Linked DNA regions of Mus musculus: regions 1, 2, 3 and 4 are each linked to region 5. The links are chromatin loops, found by intact Hi-C in ENCODE. Cell type or tissue: heart. All regions are shown on one strand.

Region 1 (5,000 bases), 70 kb before region 5:
GAGAGAGAGAGAGAGAGGCTACATTATAATAAAGTTTAATTTATAAGTTTATAATTTATAATGCAAGTTATAGGAATATGGACTTTTTCTTCCAATCAATGGATAGGGAGCATGGAAATAGCAAATAAAGGAATGATTCATCTTTCAGGCATTATAGCACACATATAGCACACAGCTTAAACATTAATAATTCTATAATTTTCTTTTTAATGTATTTCTTTTTTTATTTTTATTTTTATTTTTTTTTTGGTTTTTCGAGACAGGGTTTCTCTGTATAGCCCTGGCTGTCCTGGAACTCACTTTGTAGACCAGGCTGGCCTCAAACTCAGAGATCCACCTGCCTCTGCCTCCCGAGTGCTGGGATTAAAGGCGTGCACCACCACGCCCGGCTTTTAATGTATTTTTTTGTTACATTTTATTAACTGTGTGTGTGAACGTACACAAGCCATGGCACATGTGTGGATATCGGAGAACAACTTGTAGAGTTGGTCATCTCCTGCTGTTTGGGTTCTGGGACTTGATGAGGCTTTCAGGCTCACCTCCTCTACCTGTTGAGCCATGCTGTTGACCCCTGTTGAACTGCAAGAATGATTACACTTGGGCTGGAGAGATAGCTCAGCAGTTAAGAGCACTGACTTCCTCCTGAAGTCCTGAGTTCAATTCCCAGCAACCACATGGTAGCTCACAACCATCTGTAATGGGCATTTGATGCCACCTTCTGATGTGTCTGAAGACAAGTGGCAGAATATCTACATACATGAAGCAAATAAATCTTAAAAACAAGACAAAACAAAACAACAAAAAAACTCAAACGATTATACTTTGGTGTGTGTGTTGTTATAGAATGATGCCTATAACAAGCTACGTTCCAGCTCCTACAACAGAACTACTAAGATGCTTTAAAGCCAGTGTTTACCGCCTATCTTGCTATGTATGGACTATCTAGGCATTTCCTGAAGCCTGAACTCAGTAACTAAAGACAATTAGTTAGATATAACTAACTGTATTCAACTTGGGGCCAAAAAATCCAGATACCATGGTATCTAAATTTTGTTGTATGTGCTGTTGCTGTTCAAGACAGAGTCCAACCAGACAGAGATAGTAAGACATATTATATTATATTATGTCACAGTCTACCTCCTATCTATCTATCTATCTATCTATCTATCTATCTATCTATTATATGTAAGTACACTGTAGCTGTCTTCAGACACTCCAGAAGAGGGTTTTGAGCCACCATGTGGTTGCTGGGATTTGAACTCAGGACCTTTGGAAGAGCAGTCAGTGTTCTTACCCCCTGAGCCATCTCACCAGCCCAGTCTACCTCATATCAATGAACAAATGATGTTGCATGTACAGGGCCCAGTGCCAAACCAGTAACCTACACACTGATCATTTTTACCTGGCCATCTTTTAACTGCTAATTTATAAAATAGCTAAAGTTGCTTCTGAAGAAAAACAAGTGTTATAATATGTCCTGAACCAGAAAGTAGCCTGACATACATCTTTTGTGGCGATATCCTTAGAACATGCCCAAGAAAGATGCATTTACTACAGAAAAAGTTGCAAATCGGGCTCATGAGATGGTTCAGCAGGTTCAGAAGGTTCAGGGTGGCCATCCTGAGTTTAATCCCTAGAGTTCATGTAAAGGTGGATAAACAGACCAGACTGAAGTGCTGTCCTGTCATCCACACACACCATGGCACATGAATCCTTGCACAAACACAGGAAGCAAATGCAATTTGTAAATTTGTCAGATAAGAAACTGCAACCAAGCATGGTAGCCCACACCTCTGATCCCAGCCCTCTGGAGACAGAGGCAGGAGGATCTCTGAGTTCAAGGCCAGCCTGGTCTATACACCAAACAAATTAAACACAAAATAGAAATCTGAAGTATAGGCTAAGACCAAACCAAGAATATGAGGGGAATGGTCCTCTGGAGAGTGACTGAAACACACAGGTGCACACATATTTCACACGCCACGGTATTATGCTTTTGCAGGTAAAGTGGTAAGATTTCTGAGCATTCAGAAGCCAAGGCTCTGTCCCATCTTCCTCCTCCTCCTCTTTTGTTTGTTTTCCTGTGTAGCCCTGGCTGTCCTGGAGCTCACTAGGTAGACCAGCATGGTTTTGAACCCCTAGAGATTTGCCTGTCTCTGCCTCCCAAGTGCTGGGATGAAAGGCCTGCACCACTATGCCTGGCCCCCTCTTCTCAAAGTTTGTCTTTTACTTTTCCCAGTAGTGAAGAACTTGGATCCTTAAAGAGGTACTCTATCCTGCTCTACACTCAATATATCTTTTTAATAATACAACTTTATTTTCTTTTAATTTTTCAGTTTTTGTTTTGTTTTTGAGATGACAGACTCATTATATAGATCAATCTGGCGTCAAATTCAGAAATCAGCCTGTCTTTATTTCCAGAGTGCTGAGATTAGGGTATACACAATCACACTGGCTAACTGTATAGTTTAAAAAGGCAGTGATAATACCTGACTCAGCAAACATGTGCTAGGAGGTTGTAGTGGTAATCTGGAGTGCTGTGCTTTTCTGCACGGTGTGCTGGAGAGCGTGGAACAGAAACCACGGCCTCACTGTGGCAGGAGGCACCTTTTAGTTATGTCTAATGGAGTCAGTCAGTCACTCTTCAGGACAACTCCACGGAGCTCTCCACTTCACCCGTTCTCCATTCTCTTTTCAGATAGGCTCTCAGGTGTCCCAGGATGACCTCAGACTCATTACACAACCAAGCACAGCCCTGGACTTCTGGACCTCCTGCCTCTCCATCCTGAGCTCTGGGATTACAGGTATTGCCAACATTCTTATGTGGTACTGAAGAATCAAACCCAGGACATTATGTAGCTTTCTGTAAAGCACCGAGATAGACACCGGCCCAATTCAAAATCTTAAGAGTTTCTACTTTATTTTTACTTATGAGCACTCTGCATGTACACGTGATCGCCAGAAGAGGGCAGCAGATTTCTTACAGAGGGCTGTGAGGTACCCTGTGGTTGCTGGGAACTGAATGGGACCTATGGAAGAGCAGCCAGTGTTCATACTGCTGAGCTAGCTCTCCACAGCCCCTCCCCCGCCACCCAAGTTAAATATTTTTAGATATATTCTTTTTGAGATCAGGTCTCATCAGCCAGGTTGGCTTTAATCTTACAGCAATTCTCTCGCCTCAGACTCCCAAGTGCTAGGATTATAGGCATGAGCTACTACATCCAGTGTTTGAATTATAATTTTAAATCTGTAAATGTAAAATTTAAGGATTCTATTTATCTACAGGACATTCCTAACATGAAATTTTCCTACCATTCAGCTTGTTTTCTTTGCTCTGCCAACTCATGGAGCCGCCGAAGGGCTTTTTCTTGTTTCTTCTCGTCTTTGCGGGATCTTGAAGAGACATTTCGGGCAAACTCTCTCTGCTTGAGATCTTTTAATCTCTGAGTTAAAAAGAAAGAAATAGAAGGTGAGCAATTTTTAATAACACACAGATGTGAGGGCAAAGCCTTTATAATATTTACCCTGAACCAATGTCATAACACTGGCATGGAATACACTATTCTATTCATGTGGTGCTCAGAAACACAACGCTGGTCACTCTGAGCACGACACTTGGATTATGGGCATTTGTAATTAGGACAGCAAGTCATTTGCCTTATTGTACAAAACAAAATGATTCCAGAAGCAACACGCAGATTTTAGACTATTGGGAAGAAAGGAAAGAGACCAATCACCTGCTCTTCCAGGATGCAGAACCAGACAAACAAATGTGAGAGAAATCGCAGTAACACAGGCCAAAGTGACAGAAAGGGGTTAGGCTGGTACAGAAAATTACCCAAGGTGTAAGAGCTAAAAAAAAAAAGCAATGTACAGCTTACATGGGAGGTTATCATTATCAGAGCAAACAGAAATACTCTTTCCCCACCATAAAAATGTGGAGGTTTTATCTGGTTTTAGTGATAACAGAGGTTTCTTACAATTATTAAAGTCGAGAGGTCTTCCAACCCTGGCATGTTCAGAACTCAGCCTGACCACTTTCAAATCCAGCCTGTCTGCTAAAATGGAAATAATCATGTTGCTTTCCACTCCTTCATAACCCTGAGAGGAATATCAGGGAAGAAGGACACAGGAAAGTTGAAGATTCTGTGACTTAAAATTCTAGTAACAGAATGGGCCTTTTGTTCTCAGAAGCTACTGTGTAATTTTCCTCAAAACAAAAGAAAACAAAAAGCGAAGAAGTGGTGTCATGAGACAGGCTGGTGACAGAGTCCGACATACCCATCTGCAATGAAGACGGTGCAACACACTCAGAACATGAAAAGTGAACGCAAGGCCTGCCCAGCAGCCTATGCTCTCCCAACAGCTTAGGAAAAGGGAGCTGACCCAATATAAAGTGGACATTGCTTTAGAAAGGCATGGTGTTCAACAGACAGAGGAATTTTCTTACCTAGTATTTATGAAGTGTGTTTCAAATCTTTTGGAACTGGGAGGGGGAAAGGTAGAAAGACACACACACACAAAAGATATACAGCTAAAGACACTATAGAAAAACTCACTCTTGTGATCTGGGCTCCCAAATTAGAAGGATTTGCTCTCAAAACATCAGCTGAAAACGTCACATCACAAAGAGAAAAAAAAGTAAAAAATAAAACAAGAGTGGAAGAGAAAAAATAAGGCAAGCATTACTACATAAGCTCTCAGTGAATCTACAAATGATATACTCAACATCAGGGACAAAAGCACTCAACGAGGGCTGGGGAGAAGCAAGAGTGGAAAACACACACGTGTATGTACACACACACACACACACACACACACACACACACACACACACGAGTAATCACGTCTAGATAAATGAAACTACCCTTTTTCTGTAATAGGTTCCATTTCTTCAAGAGAAATGGTCGGAAAACTTCAGGAAAGACTGCTACTGTCGATGAGCAGTGAGTGAGGCCGTACTCCTTCCTCTTAAGTTTGGAGAACTTCAATTAATCAAC
Region 2 (5,000 bases), 240 kb before region 5:
GCACTAGGCGGTTGCTATCGCCCAGGCCACTTCCTCCCCTAAGGCATACATTAGAGCTGACAGAAGAACACGTGAAGGCCTTCTGTCCAAAGTGACTGGTTTGCTTTCCCCGTTTTCTCTGAGATGAAAAGCATATACACAGCCGGGCGTGGTGGCGCACGCCTTTAATCCCAGCACTCAGGAGGCAGGGGCAGGCGGATTTGAGGTCAAGGCCAGCCTGGTCTACAGAGTGAGTTCCAGGACAGCCAGGGCTACACAGAGAAACCCTGTTTCTGAAGGAAAAAAAAATAGCATATACAATATGTATTTATTTACAGGAGTCAAAAAGTGGGAAGCACTTACCTCGTTAGAAATCTCCACCCATTTGAGCTTGCACATATCTCCTGAAAAATCCTTAAACGCAACTTTTTCCCAATCCATGTGCGACTCTGTGGTTTTGAACTTGGAGCTGTCGTTGGATGGGAGGTTGTTCTTCATGCATTCCAGCAGAGTCAGCATATCTTCCTGGGACCAGCGGTCTGTGACATGTAAGAGAAGTCACCACACCTGGCTCATGCCCTTCTCTTGATCTGTTCCCCAGCCTCTGAGTTCACCCCCTCCTCCCCAAAGCCCCTGGTTGCTTCTCATCTGAACCAGTACATGGCTCAGTCCTAAAAAAGAAAAATAACCGTGGTCCTATTAAATCAGGGAAGGGACTCTGGACCAGATAAAATAACCACCATACTTAAGTTACACTGGGAATCCTGTCTTGCTTACCTCAAAGCAATCACTTTTAACATGCTAGGCTGCCATGGGCCCCTATTTACAGTATGAGATGGAGTGGGAAGTCTAGTGATTTAGGGCCTATGGACAAAGGGCTCATCAGAAAGGGAGGGATCAGGGAAAGAACGTATCTAAATGTGGTCAGGCTCTATGTGAGTGTCAAACATGCAAGGCCTGAGGTTGAGGTGTGAGTCCTAAGGCTCCCAGTGAAGATGTCTGTCCAGCACAGCTGGAGATCAACAACTAAAGGCAGGTACTCCACCACTCTAGTCACTTTAAGGGAGACCAAAGCAGCATTTCTGGCAACTGAGAAAAGTGGAATTCAAACATTAGCACCATACACAGTAGTTCTGAGAAAAGGCAAGCAGGTGGACAGAGTTCTCAGGGCCTTGGTCTCTGGAGAACCCCAGAACTCCAAGTTGACATCTTAGCCCAATTATTTTCAGCTGCTAAAGTGCAGCCCAGAGACAGCTCTGAGCCTCTCTGCTATGGAGGCTGGGCTGGGGGAACCCTTGGCCAGGATGCAAAAGAGCTCCTGACTTTCATTTGCATCTGGTAACCTGGGCCGGTTTCCGCAGAAAAGGGTCACATGGCCCATAATCCTCTCTCCCCTGATGTCTCACAAACATTGGCAGATGCCCAGTTTCCTACTACCCTCCATGTCATAAACATAACACTGCTGACAGAGGTGGCTAGGGTCGGGGCATCTATAATTCCTAAGGCTTGGAGCCATAAACCACAATCCCCTTCCCTGTTTTCCACCTGCCTCTAGTGAAAATCTCCACTAAGGTGTGATACTTCAAGCTAAGAAACCAAGAAGGCTGGCTTCCAAGAGTCTTCCCTGTGACCCTCATTCATAGCAAGAGATCGTAAAGACTCAAGTTCTAAGCTCAAGGCCAAGTAATTTGGATTTGGCCAAACCCCCATGTGACAGATGCTTCACTTTCTAAGACTTAAGACTGTCTGCCAGTGCACAGAACGAAGCCTGAGAGGAACCTTTTACAAGGCTGGAGAGCTCGTGTGTGAAAAAAGACAAGTTTGAAAAGAGAAGCTGGGGACCCATACCTTGGCCTTTGGGGGCGGCCATTTCCAGGTCTGTGGGACAGTCCGCTTCTCCGTTCATTCTCCAGCTGTCCAGCCACCTCCTCGGTCGCGCTGGCCGGGCCACCCGGGGTCAAAGCCACCTCACCCTTTTGAAGAGACACCAAACCCACTTAAGGAGGCTGAGAGGAGGGGGGCTTTCTATCCCACCCCCTCACACATGGGAGGGGGCATAGGTCCACACTCTCAGCGAGACCCGAACAGGAGGCTCATAGACTTCATCAGTGGGTGCAGGAGTGAGCCCCACTCTTCTCTACCCCAGCCCCCAGAGCCAGGCGGTGCCGCATGCGCCCTCCCCTGCCCACGCGAGAGACTGCTCCCAGCTCCCGCGTGCAGCTAGCTCCCGCCCTCCGGCCTCCTTCCCCCACCCGGGCAAAAAAAAAAAAAAAAAATTCTCCTCCTCCTCCTCCTCGGTGAGCGCCCGCCCCGGGGAGGCCCCAGGCTGGAGGGCGGGGGAGGAAGGGCGGGTAAAGGGCGCGCGCGGGCATGGAAGCGGGCACGCGCCTCAGTCTCCTCCTCCCGCTTTTCCCCGGCCGGTTCCCCCCGCCTCCGCAACCCGGCGGGGACCCGGACGCCGCGCAGCCGCCGCCAGCCCGGGAGCGCAGCGGCCGGACCGCCCCCGGGGACTAGATCTGGATTCCCGCTGCTACCCCCCTCCCGACCTCCCAACGCGGTCCCCGCCTGTCCGGGCAGGCGAGCAGTCGGAGAAGCGGCCTAGCTTGTCCCCCGTCCCCGAACCACCCGGGGCCGGAGACGCCGCCGCCACCACCCAGCCACCCCAACACGCACGGAAGAAACCCGGCGCAGAGGCGCGACCGCGGCGGGAACGGCCGCCTCCTCCCCGAGCCTGCGGCCCAGCCCTGCCGGCGCCCCCGCCCCGGCCTCCGGGGAGCCGAGCCAAGCAGAGGGCGGGAGGACGGCGGCCGCGAGGCGGGGGCGCTTCGCTCACCGGCCCCGCCGCCCCCTCCGGCGGCCGGCGAGAACTGCGCCTGTCGGCCGGAGAAACGCGGGCTCCTCCACCCGGGGCCTCACTTGGGCCTCGCTTCCTGCCCTTCCTACCCCCGGCTCACGGCGCCCTTCCCCGTTCCCTGATCATCTTGTCTACAGTTCTCCCGGTATCGCCACTCGGCGTCTACCGCAGCCGCGGCTCGCTCCCTAGCCCCGGCCCCGGCGCACGTCCTCCGCCGCCTCGGTTACCCGGCGCAGCGCGGCCTCTGAGCTCCCCGCTCCGGCGGCTCCCTTCTCGGCTCTGAGCGCGGCGCCCTCCCCCGCTCGGCCGGGCACAGCCGCAACTCCCTCCCGCGGCGGCAGCGGCTCCTCCTCCGGGCGCGGCGGCGGCGCTGGGGCGGCGGCTGCTGCTGCTGCTGTGGCGGCGGCGGCTGTGGCTGCTGCCTGCTGCTCCTCGCGGCGAAAAGCACAAAGCACAGCGCCCTCCGCCTGCAGGCAGCCCGCCCGCCCGCCCGCCGGCCCCGGCCTCAGCTCGCACACCCCCCGCCGCCGCAGCAGCCTCCGCCGCCGGAGCGGGGAGGAGGGAGAAGGGAGGAGGAGGAGCGGGAGGGGGGGCGGGAGAAGCGGGGCAGCGAGCGCGTCCTTCCCCGTAGAGCGCACACCGACCCCCGGGGAGCGAGCGCCAGCCCGCCCGCCTCGCCGGCTCCGCTCCCTCCCACAGCCTGCCCGGGCGGGCTCCGCGGGGGGCAGCTGGGAGGAGGGGCGGGCGCTGGGGGGACCCGGGCGGCCGAGGCGGAGGCAAGGAAGGAGGGGAGGGGGGTGGTGGTAGTGGCGGCGGCGGCTGCTGCTGTTGCTGCCGCCGGGGAAGGGGGGGGCCGGGACAGGGAAGACACGCAGCCGCCCGGATGGCGGCGGGGCTGCGAGCCGAGGCGGGCGAGCAAGCGGGCGGCTAAAGCGACCTCGCCAGCCCCGCGGGGGAACTAGCAGGCTTGGCCGGCGCGGGAGGAAGGGAGGGCCGAGGTGCGGCGGTGGAGAGGGTGGCCGGCGAGCCTCGCGGGTGCCGGCAACCCTGCTCTGGAGCTCTCTTCCAGGCTCTCCCAGCTTAAGCTCGGTTTCCCGGCCTAGTCCTCATCTGCTCCTCTCTCCCGCCTCCGGGAGCGGGCTAGCGACCACCCTGGTCCCCGGAGCGTGGCTACCGGCTTGGGACTCACGCTCCCGGATCGCGGTGCGAGGTTTCGGCGCCTACCTCTCGGTTCCCTTATGCTCCGCAGAACACCCGTGAAACTTAAAATATATATTCTTAGTCCCCTAAACAACAAAAACCTCTCCCGTCCCTCCTCACACCCGGGAATCGGCCAGGAGCTGCCGACCCCAGCGGAAGAGTCACTCTGGGAGCCGGTTCAATCCAGCCCGGCATGGCTATCCAGGCCTTCCCGGGCGCGTGGAGGACGGAGATTGGCGCCGCCAGAGAGCAACCCCTTTCCCCCGAAATCCGCGGCACCGAGGCTTACTTACCGAGCAAGTGGGTGCTAGTGAGGGCCGGGGGCGCCAGGCAGCACGGCAAGCGGAAGAGCCGAGCCGCAGCTCCGCAGCTGCCGGCGCCCGGGCAGCGAGTCTCCAGACAAAGCCCGAGATGGCGAAGCGGAGCGACGGCTAATGGCGAGCCCCACGCGCCGCGCTCCGCCCGCCCCGCTCCGCCCGCCCGCCCGCCCGCCTCGGCGCAGCGCAGCGCAGCGCCGCTCCGAGCGCTCGCCCGTCAGAGCCGCCTTGGCGCCGCCGCCTCCCGGGCCGCCCCGGCCTCGCCTGGCCCCTCCGCCTCCTCCGGGCGGCTCAGCCTCACCCCTTCCCTCCCACCGCTCGGGGGCTGCACGAAATTTTAAAAAAAGGAATAGTAAAAAAAAAAAAAAAAAATGTTTTTTGCTTTTTTTTTTTTTTCCAAGGCAGATGTTTTTCGACATTTAGCTCTTTTTTGGCTCCCAGCTCCCACTCACCTGCGGGGCCTCCGGCAGGGCTGGGGGCGGGGGTGCGCGGGGCTGGAGCCGCCGAGCGCGGGTTGAAAGCTAGCCAAGCTCTGCAGCGCCCGACCCGGGCGTGTACGCCGCCGCCAGTCCCCGCAGAGAAATCGTCCTCCTACCCCCGCCTCCATCGCTCTGCGTTTCTCTTCCAATCAGCCGGTCGCTTGGCGGCTC
Region 3 (5,000 bases), 260 kb before region 5:
GAGAACCCTGAAAATAACCAGAGAGGAAGTGGGGGTGACAGAAGGATCACAGGCCCTCCCTCACCCCCACTACAAGCCCTGTAATAAATAACATAGCTAGCAGCACCCCTGTTGGTCTAGCCCCACTTACCATTTTTGTGTTTTAGAGACTTGGATCTTCGAGGGGAATTAGGGTTCTGGAATGGGAGATACCATAGCTTTGGGGAAAGGGCAATGATAAGGGGGAGCCGAGAACCCAGGGAAGGAAAAAAGATTTGACAAAGAAACAACCTCAAGCGTTTACTGTTCCTCCCGGTAAGACGGCTATGTTCCCGCCCGCCCGCCCGCCCACAAAACCTCTGCAGCTCCCCTGCCCACCACACACCCTTACTCCCAAACCCAGGGATGCCCCCCCAGTGACCTCACACTTGAGTCAAAAGACCTGAGCAATCAATCCCTGCCCCAAAGGAAGGGTATCTGTCCTTCACCCAAATTTCCCCCATGCTCGCCCCAGCTCTCACCTTGTCTGATTTTCTCTTCTTGGCTGGGGGACAACAGGACAAAAAACACAGTTACTTTTACGCTCTTGTTCTCAGAATATTTATATGTTTTTGAAAACTACATTCTTCCCCCATCAAGACAGTTTATGGCAAATGTATACTCTACTACTATTTCCTTCACCCCAGCTTCTCCCAGGTTTCCCCAGACCCCCAAAACACCTTTCTTCTCTGAGCCATAGGACCAGTCATTGTCATTGATGTCATCGTTGTCTTCTTGGTCACTCTCAGACTTGTTCATATTGTTGCTATTGGCAATCCTGCCCAAAGTTGAGAAGAAAAAATGTCAAGGCTAAAGGATATCACCCATCTGCACATGAATTTATAGGGAAGCACGTGAGGACCAAGAGTGGCCCCCCCTTCTGTACCCTACCAGTGACCCCATAAGACTACACCTCGGTACCAATTGCACAAGTTGCGCATCACTGGTGCTGGAAGCATGAGGTTCTCACCGACGGTTGGCGATTCGGCTGCTGTTGCGACCCATTCCCAGGCACTTCTCCAGGTGGGGGGCAAAGCGGGAAGCAGCAATACTGCGGCTGCAATTGGGGCAAACACACTCCTTGCTCTTCCACTGGTTGAAAACCTGTCCAAAGATGTCCAACCCAGGCTGGTCCACGATCTCTGGGGACAGGAGAGGTGTGGCGATCAGAGCGGGCAGGGTACCCTAACTTCTTGTCCTCACCTATGGTCCCAGGCTCTCTTTAAATCCATTCTTGCCTAAGCTCACAGGAGCTCCAGGCTCTACAAATAGGACAGTTTCTAAAGGACTGCTCTAAGCCCTTCCTGGGCAGAGCTAGACCACTCCCCTTCCACCCTGAGGCTCACCAAAATCCTTCATGCTGTCAGGATCCGTATCATCCAGGAAGAAGTAGCCACACTTAACAGCCCGGTGTACTTCAAAGCAGAATCCCAAACAAGAATCCTCGACCAGGTCAGCATATATCTCCTGAGCGATGGCCTGGGCCCCGGAAGAGAACACCAGCATCCATGGTCACAAGGGGAGCACCCCACCTTGACTGAACAACTCTCACCAACCAAATCTCCTGGCCCTGACCAAGCATGCTGCTTTCTTTGCCACTTTCCTGACCTTGATTTTTGAGTTCCTTCTTCCTCCCAGATCCTTGGACCTTTCAGCTGGTTATTATTCCCTCTAAGGAACAAGGCTGACTACCCAAATTCCTCCTTTGGCACAGATGCCAGATTTAGCGACGGACGCAGAGACATTGAGAGAAAGAACCGGAGGCACACGTGGGGGAGCCCTCACCTCTAGTTTGCTGTTATCCAGGCCAGACAAAGACATTTCCTCCATTTTCATTTGTAAACTCTTGTGGAGACGGCGCTCTGACTGCTCATAGCACAGCGGGCGGCAACACGGCTGCACACATGGAGGTGGGGGTGTTGGTGTGAGTCCAAGACACCTCCAGAGACTGCCACCTCCCCTCCCCACCTCCAAGCCCAGGGCTTAATCCTGGCATCAGTGTGTCTCCCTCCCCAAGGCCCCGTTCACTAGGTCTAGATGGTCCTTCAGGGCCTGAGAACCAGAGGTGGCCTAGTCCTTCCCAGGCCTAAGCTCAGGCCCTGAACTGTACTGCCTTGCCAATCAGACTCTAGGTCTATAGGAGGCAGCAGCTCATCCCAGGTACCCAAAACTCAAACCCCTCTTTGATACCCATGGTGCAATGCAGCAGGGGGAGGAGAAGGAACTCTAAGGCCTCAAAGCAAACCCACAGGGTGTGGCAAAGAACTGCACAGACTCCTCAAGACAACCCCCGTTTCCCTAAGGGCTGTCATAGTCACCTCTGCTTTCAGCCAGGATGTCCACTTGGGGGGGTACTGCTACCAGAAGTAGGAATGGCCCTAACACCCTACAACCTTCACCCCACTCTGTCTTCTCTTAAAATAAGCCTGCCACTCTACGAGAGGAACAGAGCCCAGAGAAGCCTACAGGCAAAGGGCATTTCCAGCCACCAAGAACGTGAGCAGAGGAGAGCCCCGTGGTACGCACGCGAGTGGGCACTCCCCTTACCTGTTCTTTTAGATCGCACCCTCCCTCCCTCAGGACCAGCCCGGAAGTCTCTCCAAGAGCCCCAAAGTCCAAAAACCCCACCGTAGGATTCAGAAACAGTGCCCACAGTTCGGGGCCCCACTGAAGAGTGGGTACGAGTTTAAGAAGCTGCCGGCCTCGAGTGGGGTGGGGACTGACAAATGAGCCAGGGGCACTGGGAAGGGGAGCAGGCCGTGTCGCGGCTCTTCTCCCGTCCTTGCGGCACTGCTGCTGCATCATACCGACTGGGGGGAGGAGAGCCGAGCCGCCCATAGGCCGGCGGCGGGCCGGGACAGACCGACCCCCAGAGAGTAAGCAGAGTGGGACGCGTCCCGACCCCACTAGGTCGCCGCCTGCCCAGATCCCGGACGGGCCGGGGAGAGGATTCCGGGAGGGTGTCTCTATTGTCCCGGGGGCTGGGGCCTGGCTCCCTAACAAAGGCCCCGCGCCCCCTCCCCGGCCGGCCCTGCCCCGCCCAAGGAGGACCCAGCCAGGGGGAGACCGGGGGGCCCCGGCCCGGCCGGGAAGCCGGGGAAAGCCGGGCGTTTCCGCGTCGGCCCTGGGGGAGGGGAAGGGGCGCTGACCCAGACCTGGGGGGAGGGGGCCCAAGCCCCGCCTCGGGCCCCGCCCCCCGCCCCCCGCAGGCCCCTCCCCCGTCCCTGTTCTGTACTCACCCCGCCCGGGGGGCCGCGCCGGGGCCCGGCGGCCTCTCAGGGCCGCGTCCTCCGGCGGCGGCGGCGACGGCGGCTGCTCCGGAGCCCCATGTCCGTCGGTCCGTCCTCGCCTCTCCCCGGGGCCCGGGGCCCGGGGCCGGGGGGTCGGGCTGCCCCCCCGCCTCGCCGCCTCACCGGGCGGCCATGGCCCCTTCCCCTCCCTTCTCGTCCCGTCGCCGCCTCCTCCTCCTCACCTCACCCCGCCCGCGCGCAGTCCGCGCGCCGTCCGCGCGCCCCTCCCCCCGCCCCCCACTCCAGCCCGCCTCTCCCGGGCGGGGGGTGCGGCGCGAGCCCGGAGCGCGCGCGCGTGCCGCGACCGGAGGATGGATGGATGGAGCGAGCGAGGACGCGAGCGTGCGCGCGCGCGCCCCTCTCCCCCCTCCCTCGGCGCGGGCGCGAGGCCAGGCGCGAGCGCGCTCCAACCTCCTCCTCTTCCTCCTCCCGCCCCTCCTCAACACCCCGCCCTCGCCCTCCCTTCCTCTTCCTCCTTTCGCTTTCGCGCGCCCAGCGACTGCTCGCGCCTGCTAGAAGGGCCCGAGCGCGTGCATCTGCCCCGCGGCCGCAGCTCGGCAGCATTTGCTCCAGGGGGCGGGGACCGGGAGGGGAGGAGGGGCGCCACGCCGCCGTCCAAAGTACCGGCGGACGGGACCTGGGGCGGGGAGATGGGTGGGGCCTCCGTAGACGAGTCCGGCCAATCGCGGAGTGTCCTCGGCCCGGGAGGCCCAATAGGCTCGAGGTGGGTGGGGCAGCGTTCAAGGTGAGGTGCGCGGTGCGCCAGGGGCGGAGACTTGGTGCCGTCCCGGCCGGCTCGGGGGCGGAGGCAACGGGGTGGCGTCGAAAGAGAGCGCCGGCTCCCAGCCGAGCCTGGGACGCCTTCCGGCCCAGGCATCCCCGCCCTTCCCGCGGGGTTCCCTGCTCTGCTCCCCGGTCGCTCCCCCACTTTGACCGCGAGGCATACAGTCAGTTGTGTGAAGAGTCTGGGCTTGAAATGGGGTGCAGTTAGGCGCTCAGGAAGGAACAACCTTAAAAGGGGCTGGTCTGCATTCGTTCTCTGGGTTTCGGAGTGGGTCACCAGCCACCCCAGGCCTCCGAACCGAAAAGAACCCAAGGGAGAAGGTTCACTGCGGAGTGCAAGCTGCGCCCTTCTGAGTCGAGCGCGCTCCCGCCCTTATCCTAATTTAGATCCCACACCTGCTCGCCTTTCCTGCTTCCGGAGCCCACGCTGGACCCTCCACCTCTCAGACAGACTGCTTAGCACTGGCCAGACTCTGCCTACACTAAAAGCTGCTCCGCTGGGAGTGGCCTTACCCTCCATCTCTCGCCTCTTTAGCTTCGGGAGGAAAGGTCCTTTTCTCAGCCACCCAAGGTGTTTAGATCTGCGCTCACATGTACGTGGCCGTGTCTACAGCCTCGAGACTTTTGCGTGCCAGGCCTCTAGCTTCAGATAAAATTAAACTCTGGAATCACGTACTTTGAGACCATCTTTGGTTCTTCGCTCTTCAGCAAACATGTATGGAGGTTCTTGGTAGATATTTCGAAGCGGATAAGACCACACGTTAGTTCTGAATTTAACTTGGTGGACCAGGCAAAAGACCTTCTTACGCCTCTTTTGTCCATTACCAGAGGACATAATGATAGTACCTATTTCATAGGAAAGACTTAACAATTAAGTTTATGCCTAGCCACTCCTTTTACCACAACAGA
Region 4 (5,000 bases), 50 kb before region 5:
CTGCCTGCCTGCCTGCCTTCCTTCCTTTCTTTCGATTTATTTATTCTATGTATGTGAGTACATTGTAGCCATCTTCAGACGCACCAGAAGAGGGCGTCAGATCCCATTACAGATGGTTGTGAGCCACCATGCAGATGCTGGGAATTGAACTCAGGACTTCTGGAAGAACAGTCAGTGCTCTTAACCACTGAGCAGTCTCTGCAGCCTCCTTCCTTCAGTTTCTACCCACGACTGATCGGATTTAAAAATGAGCAGTGGAAATGCCAAGCTCTTCATGTACAGTCATTTCAGAGTCTTAAAAAAGACAAAATAAGCTCTAGATTTATAACTCTTCTGCAATTTCTAATTCATTTAAAAATGAACCTAGGTCAGGCCGGTTGGATAGTTGCATGCCTTTAATCATAGCACTTGGGAAGCAGGGACAGGTGGATCTGTGAGTTTGAAGCCAGTCTGGCCTACTGAGCAAGTTCTATTCCAAGACAGCCAAGGCTGAAACCTTTAAAAAATAGACAAACAAACAAACAAAACGAACCTAGGCAAGTATGGTGGTGCACACCTTTAGTTCAAGCCCTCAGGAGGTAGAGGCAGACCGATTTCTGAGTTTGAGGGCAATCAGGCCCAGGATAACCAGGGCTACACAGAGAAACCCTGACTTAAACAACCACCACCACCAAAACAAAACCAAACCAAACCACAAACAAACAAACAAACAAACAAACAAAAAACAAAACAAAAAAAGTGAGCCTCGATAGCATCAGAACCCCCAAACAGCAGCAAGCATCTTCCATTTTTTGGGGGGGCACATCTTCCATTTTTTATTTCATATGTGTGAGTGCTTGCTGAGTGTGTCAAGGTACCACCTGCATGAAGTTCCTGTGGAAGCTAAATAGCACAGGAACCCTAGGGCTGGAGTCATAGATGGTTGTAAGCTGCCATGTGGGTGCTGGGAATTGAATTCAGGTCCTCTGGAATAGTAGCCAGTACTCTTAACCACTGAGCTATCTCTCTATACATTAAAAAAACAAAGTATTTGTTTTGTTGTGTATGTTTAATATATGTGAGGTATGCTTAAGTATGTGAGTGCAATGAGGTCAGAGAACAACCTGGGGTGTCAATCCTCACCTCCTACATTGTGAGAGGAAGATCTCTCACTGTATGGACATGCTAGATGGTCCCTAGCTTCCAGGGGTCATCCTGTCACTGCCTCCTGTGGATTACAGCATGTGCTGCCACATCTGGCATGGTGTAACATGAAGTCAGGTTGTTGTACTATGTGCTTTATACACGGACATCTGCTAAGCATTGTTTTCCAAGTCAGTCCTGTCCTCAAAATTTTGGCAGTTCTCCTGCCTCCTGTCCCTAAGTGCCATCATGTCTAGAACCTTGTCTGCCACTTGACTGCCAGGAAGACAGGTGTCCACCCTGATACCTCCTGGATTCCAGGAGTCCTTATAGGTATGCTATCACCCCAGTCTTGGTTGTTTTTTAATCTTTAAGTCTGTGAAATGATAATTACCTTAATTTTACTCTATTATTATCTATCTTAAAAATGAAAGGAAATAGATCTTTGGTTTTCAAGATTGACAGAAGATTTTTATTGTCTTCAACTAGTATGTCATCCCTTTCTCTATTCCATACTACTGAGGGAAGTCTAGATACCTAGGCTAAATTTATAGGCACTTCCAAGCACTGAGACTCTGAAAGGCCTTTAACAGATGCTTGACTGAGTAGGCAGGCTATACTTCCCTTTTATACAGTAGAATGTTTTGTTTTTAGTTTTATAACAAATCCCTTTTTTCCCCATTTTCACCTTAAGTATTACAACCAAAAAACTGCTTTTATAGGATAATCTTTATTTTCTTTTTCAGATTTACTTATTATGTATACAGCACTCTGCCTGCCAGCAAGAGGGCACCAGATCTAATTACAGATGGTTGTGAGCCACTACGTGGTTGCTGGGAATTGAACTCAGGACCTGTGGAAGAGCAGACACAGCTCTTTCTATAGGATTATCTCAATGAGATCTATTTCTTATCTTTTTTTTTAAAGATTTATTTATTGTTATCTATAAGTACACTGAAGCTGTCTTCAGACACCAGAAGAGGGCAGCAGATCTCATTACGGGTGGTTGTGAGCCACCATGTGGTTGCTGGGATTTGAACTCAGGACTTTCGGAAGAGCAGTCAGTGCCCTTACCCTCTGAGCCATCTCACCAGCCCCCCGAGATCTATTTTTTATCTTCTAATTTGCCTATTTTATTTCTGAATGCTTAACTTACATGTTCTAAGCTGCAGTTTATTATGAATAGTCCTTTAAAAAGGAAACTATTCTGGACTAGAGAGATGGCTCAGTATTTAGAAGCACTCTTGCAGAGAATCCAGGTTTGGTTCCCAGCACCTACATAGTACCTTCCAATCATCTGAACTGTAAGTTTTAGGGGTTTAAAGCCCACCTGTACACATGCGGCACAGACATATATATATAAATAAAATATCCATACACATTTGTCTCACGTGGTGAGAATTGACTCCCCAAAGTTGTCCTTTACCCTCCTTACATATACAGTGGCAAGCACCACTTCCATACCCACCCCATTAAAGAGAAAAAGAATTCACTGTGATGTCCTCATTGGCGGGGGTGGGGGGTGGGGGGGGTGGGGGGGGTGGGGGGGTGCATAGAAAGAGAGACAGAGGCCGGGCATGGTGGTGCACGCCTTTAATCCCAGCACTCAGGAGGCAGAGGTAGGCAGATTTCTGAGTTCGAGGCCAGCCTGGTCTACAGAGACTCATTTCTAGGACAGCCAGGACTACACAGAGAAACCCTGTCTCAAAAAACCAAATTAAATTAAATTAAATTAAATTAAATTAAATTAAATTAAATTAAATTAAAAAAATAGAAACAGAGATGGGGGTGGGGGTGGGATGGGGAGGGGAACTTTAGGGCTGAGTGCAATTAACAATGAACAAGAAAATTCTTAATTTGTCACAAGAAACAATAGTTTAGCTCAGGCTAGAGGAGACTTCAGAGCAGGTAAGGCCTCCTGCTGCCAAGCCAGAGATCTGTGTTTGCTCTCTGGGTGGAAGTTGTTCTCTGACTTCTATACACACTGTGGCATTACACATAAAATGAATGCTCCCCACTTCCCAAAATAGCATCACCCACTTTCTTTTTAAAAAGGAAAGCCTCCAAGGACTCAACCATTATTTTACTGCAACCACCTGACTTTCTGTATGCTACCTGGGACTAATACTTTCAAACATTAATGCAATTTTCCCAACATACATATGGAGTAGGTATTTCAGTTTTTACTGAGGCAATAAGATTATCACAAATCACTATTAAATGTAAACAAATGCTATCAGTCAGGGAGACCATTTTCACCAAAAATGAATTTCTTTTCTGTATGAATTTCTCAAACAATGACTTTGTTTACGTTACCTTGTACTTCTGCCTCAGCTCTTCTGTGTCTTCTTTCTCTACTTCTAGGACACGACGCCGTTCGGTAGCATCCTCGGCATAATCCAGCTTGACAAAAATAGACACATTTATTCTTATTTCCTAAAGAACCCAAGACTAACTATGAAAATGTCATTTGCACAAGCATAGTGTTAGATAGCATGGAACTTGTTTTTTCCCTCAGCTAGTTCTTGCTTTACTGTCATGTCACAGAGAACAGAAAGCTAAGTTCCTTAATCTCTTTCCTGATGTATGCCGATACACCCACGTGTTGATTACAAGATTTCAGTTCAATATTTACTTCCAAGGAATTAGAACGAAATGAAAACAGTATTTCAGACAATAAAATGAAGGTACTGTAGGTAACAGATATATATAACCCTGCATGGGCAGAGCATCTACTACACAGTGCTTTAAGCACAGGGCAACACTGTCCATTAAATGAGTGCCAGAGCCTGACCTGATCTTTCTGTACAACACCAGAAAACTCCTCTACAGGGGCATCATTTACATCCTCAGTGCTTCAAAAACAGCACAAAATGGAAACATCAAATACACTTTTAATTGGTCAAAGAAAAATTAATTATGCTCAATCTGGTAAGTATACGCTTATATTGACATTTAAGTTGGAAGTTAATGCCAATTTTATATATTCCATAAAATTAATGTCTTAATCAATTTACCTCCATTTCCATTCGACCCATGCCCATGACATCATACTTGACAACGATTGGAATAGGGTCTGTTCTCCCTGTAACAGGAACACAGAATTAAGTTGAGACATAAAATTAGGCTAATAGTTCACTTAAACATTAGGTCTGGGTGGTTAGATCTTGCCTGAAGTGCAGAGACCAGAAAGCTACAGTGAACCAAACAAAAGCCATTCTCACAGCTTCCATCCGATCCCTCCTTTCCGGGACTAAACCCAACAACCCTCTGTGGCCCGGCTAGAGAGAATTCCGGGTCATTATGGCAAAGCTAAGTGAGGGGATCCGTCAATGGGAGCTGACAATAAAGAACTTTACAAGTTTCTTTGTCTGTCTGTTTTTATAAGGCAGGGTCTCATGTAGTCCAGGCTGGCCTCAAACTCAGTAAGTAAGAGAGGATGACCGTGAACTCCTGGTCCTCCAGCATACAATCACAACTTTGTTCGAAAGCATCCCTTAAACTGGTAATGAATATCTTAAATGCTTGAATGAGGAGTGGGGGAATGCATTTTAAACAACAGAAGAAATGATATATCAGTACATGTTTAACTTTTGTTTTTTGATAGACACTTTCCAATCAAAAGAAAATTTTACATAAAAAACGACAGCTACTTGCCCTTAAGGACAAGCCTGGTTTGATTCGACAACTGGTTGCGGAAGGTAAGTGGCAAGCTGTGAAAAGGACTAGTTGCGAAGAAAATTGACTTTCAACTAATTGATCTATGCTGGAGATTTTTAAAAAGTAAATATATATTTAATCCACTCATAACCAGCCAAACAAAGCAAAATGGGGCAGACAAGCACTTTACTACCACAGCTGTTTTACATCACAACTTG
Region 5 (5,000 bases):
GTATGAGATATATACGACATGGTTTCACAACAATTTTCCCATTTCCAATACCCTTTATGCAAAATACTGCGACATTTAGAATTTTAAGTGGGTTATGTCAGAGCAAGTGCAGAAAATACAATTAAAATGTATGTACGAACATCAAAGAGCTCAAAGGATCTATTTCTGGTTTTAAAACCGTTTTATTATATTTACGTCATGGGGGCTGTTAGAGGCCAACTCTGGGGAACTGGCTTGGTTCTTTCCTCCCAGCTTGTGGATGCCCAGGCACTAACTCCGCTCAGATTTGATGGCAAACTCCCTAAGCCACCTTTAAGGCTGTGACTTTTTATTATTGTGCATATCATGTGAGGGGACATATAATTTGGGGTCAGAAGCCAACTTTTTGGAGTTGGATCTCTCCTTCCACCTTCCAGGGATCAAACTGAGGCGGCCAGGCTTGTGAGGCGGAGGCTTTTTACCCACTGACCCATCTCATAAATCCCATAAGTCAGATTTTATAGTACCTCAACTAAAGCATCGAAGAAGAGTCTCCCTGCTCAGTTTCCAAGTGACGACACTCACATCCTAATAGCCAGTTTTCAATATCTTCATTCAAAACCCCGTTTGAGCCAGCTGAAATACTTGAGGGCCATTTTTCCTCAAAACTGTCTGTTTTCAATTTTATTAGGTCACCTTGAAATTCTTTTCTCTGAAAAGCATTGGAAGGTTTTCGTCATCTACTGTCTCCTAAATAATTTTAAATTAACAAAAAATAGTAATAAAGCGTATATACTTTATACCTGCTTCATAGGGCTTGATATAGGGAGAAAGAAAAGAAAGATAAGCCTGCCTTCCTTCTCGGGTATCAAATGTCCACCTCAAACTTTGGAAGACCTGAGATAAATCCTTAAAACACCTTAAGATGCTGTGCTGGGCTGCAGTTTCTGCGGCAGGCACATGACCACAAGGCATTTTCAGCAACTCCCAAATCCCTTACTGCTGCAAAACTTCCCATAGCGTTCTACACCTAAGACTATTTAACAGTGTTGATTTTAAACCAGTTGAAATTGCTTTGTCTATCAACCCAATCATCTCCAAGAATTCAAACCCTTCAAATTGCCTTCTGACACAGCTAGAGGTGCGTTGAGGAAGCTGAAAGGAATACAAAAACTCGAGTTCGGAGGCTCATCCCTTGACCTAAATTGCTGTTGCCAGGAGATGCGGTAGTAATGCAGTGATTTGCAACTGAGGATGTATTTTACCTAGAAATAACCAAAGGCTACTAAATCCCTTATTGTCTCCCAACTATGCCTGCAGTAACAATTTCAATATCTAAAAGCCTAATGATTCTAATTCGGCCTTTGTTGTTTGTTTTTTTGTTTTGTTTTGTTTTTGTTGTTTTTTTCTTTAATGCCTGCCACCCCACGGACATCTTTCCCAGATCAACATTTGCAAACGAAGAAAGAAAAAAAAAAAAAATCAAGGTTTAGGAACGAATTTACTCCCGCTTGGAAAGGCCATAATTATGCTTCTTTACAAATCTTGGTAGGTCTCGAAGTTAAGTTTACGCCAGTCCACAGACCTATACCTTACTGTCCCCAACCCAATTAACGGCCTGTAAACAACAGCAGTTATTTATGCCCAGAGAAAGCTCAATGGCTCGCCTCAACAAAAAAGGCGTCTTTGATAAGAAAGGGCGCCCTTTACCAGGGGGAAGACTAGGTTAGACAGTCGATAAAGGGCTTGTTTGTCACAATGGGAAAACGGAGAGGCGATCCCCAGGATGATCGGGGCGAGCAAAAGCCAAGGCTTCCATAGCCCCGGCCTGAAAACCGCTGGCCCAAGCCTTCCCCGCCCCAGCCCTCTCCCCCGGGGGCCGGGCCGGCCCTGCGCCTGCACAGGCCCCGAGACAAGCAAAGCGCAACCCCCACAAAGCGCCCGGCTGCGGAGCGGGAAGCCAGGAGCAAAATAGGAGGAAAGCCGAGCCGAAGAAGCGGCGTGAATAGGGATGAAGCCGGGGACGCGGCCTCATCTCAGCCCCGGAGGCCCCTGGAGAAATGAGAGGCAGGAAGGGGCGAGAGCCGGCTTGCAAGGTGGAGCGGAGAGCAGAAGGAAGGAGAGCCAGGAGGCCGGGAGGGAGGCGGCCCCGGGCTCGCGGCGAGCCCTCCGGGGGCGTGGGTGGTCCTCGGCGACGCCCGTGTTTACCTGAAAGTCTCGGTCCTCGTTGAAGCGGGAGAAGCGGTCCGCCATTTTGCCGCTCTCACTCCTCCTCAGGACGACGCTCTCCGGTTCGCTCCTCCCCTCCCGCTACGCCCGCCCCCTCTCTGTTTCCACGCCCCCTCCCACGCCCACCGGGCGCGCGCAGCAGGCGTGGGGAGGGGGGTGGAGGATGTGTGCTTGGCGAGGGATTGTTGGGGGGGTGTTGGGAAGAGGAGGGAACAGGAATTCGTTCCGACGGGAATCCCGAAGGCGCGCAGGCCTGGAGGCGGAACCTTCCTCTCACATCGCTCGGTTTCACGCCCGGCCCCGAGCGACCCCAGCGGGCCGCGCATGCGCACTCGCGCCGGCGCGCGTAAGCGCTTCCGGAGGGAAAGATCAGCAGGGCAGAGCATTTGGGGGCCTGGGAAGTATTCACTTGCTCCCTTAGCAGTGTTCAGAAGTCTTTCTTTCTTATGCTCTTGTTTACGGTCAAGCCCATCCCGTATTTGTAATAATATACAGTGTAATGCTATACAGTAGCATGAGATCTGACTTTACAGCTAGAGTACTTTTAATGTTTTTTTGTTTTGTTTTTGTTATTTTGTTGACAGGGTTTCCTGTAGCTCTCTATGTAGTAGAGGCTCGCCCCCCGATGTCCAAAGAGGGTATTTTTAAAATTAATACATAATAATGTTACTTAAGAGGTACCAAAAAAATCTCTCAAAGGGCTTCCATTCCAGGCAGGAAGTCAGATAACCAATAAATTAACCTAATAGTTGTAAATATAAACGAGTGTCTATTCCTGCTTGAGGCTGAGGGGAAATTAAGTCAAGCTTATCCTTGGCTACATAGGAAGTTCAAAGCTAGCCTGGGCTATAAGACATTGCTTCAAATAACAAAATCTAAGTGACACTGTGGGGGGGGGGGACTGTAATGAAAAGAATGACCTATCTTAAAGCTACATATAAATCAAGGCATAACAAAGGGATCACAACCTTGAAGAAGAGAGAAACTTAAACACATGGCTACCAAGAGCTTGACGTTTTTTTCTTACTATTTTCCCTCCCCCTCCCACTCCTCTCCCCCCTCCACACATATATATTCATGTTCAGAGTCATTGGATCCCCTGAAGCTAGAGTTACAGTTAAGAATCACCATGTATGTCAGTGCTAGAAACAAACCCAGGTGCTCTGCATGTGGAACAAGTGCTTTTAACTGCTTAGCCATCTTTCCAGCTCTTGTTTTCTTTAATGTTTTCACAGGGTGGGGGAGTGAGGGGGGGCTGTTTAATTTTACCTAGTGTAAGACTGCTTCGCCTACATGAATGAATGAATGTATGTATGTATGTATGTATGTATGTATGTATGTATGTATGTGTATCAGCTCTTAACAGCTGAGCCATCTCTCTAGCCCCTCTACCTGATTTTAAGACAAGGTCTCTCCTTAAACCTGGAGCTCTCCCTAGTCAGCTAGCAAGCCTCTGGAATTTGTACCTGGCACCAGGGAAGGTGAGGGTGTGGGCAGAGCTGAAAGTCCAAGGGACTGGTCACAAAGCAATCTAGAAAGCAGTTGGAGCCTAAATCATTTTTTTTTTCTCACTCAGGTAGCAGCTGGAGACTTTCTCTAGAAATGCTAACCAAACAAATCATGGGATTTTTGTTGTTGTTGTTTATTTATTTATTTATTCATTATATGTAAGTACACTGTAGCTGTCTTCAGACACTCCAGAAGAGGGAGTCAGATCTCATTATCGATGGTTGTGAGCCACCATGTGGTTCCTGGGATTTGAACTCTGGACCTTTGGAAGAGCAGTCAGGTGCTCTTACCCACTGAGCCATCTCACCAGCCCAAATCATGGGTTTTTAACATGCCGGCTCTAATCCAGAAGAAAGTATTTTGCCGAAATGAGAGGATCTGTCAAAAACCAACTGTCTTAGTCACTGTTTTTGTGCTGTGAAGAGACACCATGACAAAAGCAACTTTTAGAAATCATTTAATTGGGGGCTTACAGTTGCAGAGGTTTAGTCTATAATCATGGTGGGGAGTATGCTAGACTGCAGGTAGGCACTGGAGCAGTGTAAGAGAGCTAAGTCCTAACTCACAGCAGGAGAGTTGAGGGATGAGATTGGACCTGACATAGGCTTTTGAAACCTCAAAGCCACCTCCAGTGACACACTTCCTCTAACAAGACCACAGCTCCTAATCCTTCTATTCCTTTCAAGCAGCTTAGCTCCCTGGTAGCTAAGCATTCAAATATATGAGGCTCTGGAGACCATTCTTATTCAAACCACCTCACCGTTATTCTAGTCAGAGTCAGACTTCCCCTGCAAGCCCTCTGTGGGAAAGCTGGCTTACAGAAGCAAGGTCTTCCAAAGGGATGGAAGGAGTATTAGCCTAACATAAAATCACAGTTCTGACCAAAATACCCCACATACAAGCTTATCATTCTGGAAGCCCCATTCACAAAGAATATTTGAAGATTAAGACAGAAATCCTGGAAGATGGAAAGGAGGCTCGGCAGTTAAGAACGCTTTCTGTTCTTGCAGAGGACCCAGGTTTGGTTCCCAGCACTCACATAACCTGTAATTCTTCCCCCCCCCCCAGCCCCCCCCCCCCCCCCCCGAGACAGAGTTTCTCTATATAGCCCTGGCTGTCCTGGAACTCACTTTGTAGACCAGGCTGGCCTCGAACTCAGAAATCTGCCCGCCTCTGCCTCCCAAGTGTTGGGATTAAAGGCGTGTACCACCACGCCCGGCTCATAACCTGTACTTCTCATTCCAGGAAATATGATGCCCTTTCCTGGCCTCTATAGGCAGTCT

Evidence for each region. A loop is a pair of places that touch in the nucleus more often than their neighbours do. Peaks named below come from ENCODE experiments on the same cell type or tissue, not always from the same donor. Only the 100,000 strongest peaks of a DNase experiment are listed, where the experiment ranks them.
Region 1: it touches region 5 in a loop (6-fold over the local background); 11 of 42 quality-filtered maps call a loop at or near these places.
Region 2: a loop joins it to region 5, with 3 times the contacts of the local background. A loop is called at or near these places in 4 of 42 quality-filtered maps.
Region 3: a loop joins it to region 5, with 4 times the contacts of the local background. A loop is called at or near these places in 3 of 42 quality-filtered maps.
Region 4: a loop joins it to region 5, with 1.9 times the contacts of the local background. A loop is called at or near these places in 3 of 42 quality-filtered maps.

What each region holds. Positions count from the first base shown.
Region 1 is chr11:102,484,188-102,489,187 of GRCm38, forward strand. Gpatch8 (G patch domain containing 8) reads right to left here. Exons shown (of 8, transcript NM_001159492.1): 7 at 3,313-3,443. Among named protein-coding and RNA genes, the nearest start is that of Itga2b, 17 kb to the left of the region's middle. In heart, a CTCF peak has its summit at 2,957 (motif pointing right); no DNase peak of the experiment used is centred here.
Region 2 is chr11:102,314,522-102,319,521 of GRCm38, forward strand. It overlaps Ubtf (upstream binding transcription factor, RNA polymerase I), which reads right to left and starts at 4,575. Exons shown (of 21, transcript NM_011551.7): 1 at 4,327-4,575; 2 at 1,828-1,952; 3 at 343-518. The coding sequence starts at 1,885. In heart, CTCF peaks have their summits at 2,164 and 2,876; DNase peaks (open chromatin) are centred at 2,420, 3,580, 4,290, 4,980 and 2 weaker places; H3K4me3 peaks cover 4,317 bases; H3K27ac peaks cover 3,470 bases.
Region 3 is chr11:102,293,146-102,298,145 of GRCm38, forward strand. It overlaps Atxn7l3 (ataxin 7-like 3), which reads right to left and starts at 3,484. Exons shown (of 13, transcript NM_001098837.1): 1 at 3,258-3,484; 2 at 1,804-1,914; 3 at 1,365-1,497; 4 at 989-1,160; 5 at 699-796; 6 at 501-523; 7 at 131-176. The coding sequence starts at 1,854. Gm33851 reads left to right here and starts at 3,244. Exons shown (of 2, transcript XM_030246466.1): 1 at 3,244-4,032; 2 at 4,479-4,772. The coding sequence starts at 3,620. The coding sequence ends at 4,551. In heart, a CTCF peak has its summit at 2,357; DNase peaks (open chromatin) are centred at 986, 2,226, 2,966 and 4,026; H3K4me3 peaks cover 3,611 bases; H3K27ac peaks cover 3,421 bases.
Region 4 is chr11:102,504,005-102,509,004 of GRCm38, forward strand. It overlaps Gpatch8 (G patch domain containing 8), which reads right to left. Exons shown (of 8, transcript NM_001159492.1): 4 at 4,140-4,207; 5 at 3,439-3,525. Among named protein-coding and RNA genes, the nearest start is that of Itga2b, 37 kb to the left of the region's middle. In heart, a CTCF peak has its summit at 2,067 (motif pointing right); no DNase peak of the experiment used is centred here.
Region 5 is chr11:102,553,893-102,558,892 of GRCm38, forward strand. It overlaps Gpatch8 (G patch domain containing 8), which reads right to left and starts at 2,266. Exons shown (of 8, transcript NM_001159492.1): 1 at 2,188-2,266. The coding sequence starts at 2,232. In heart, a CTCF peak has its summit at 2,818; a DNase peak (open chromatin) is centred at 2,439; H3K4me3 peaks cover 2,509 bases; H3K27ac peaks cover 2,109 bases.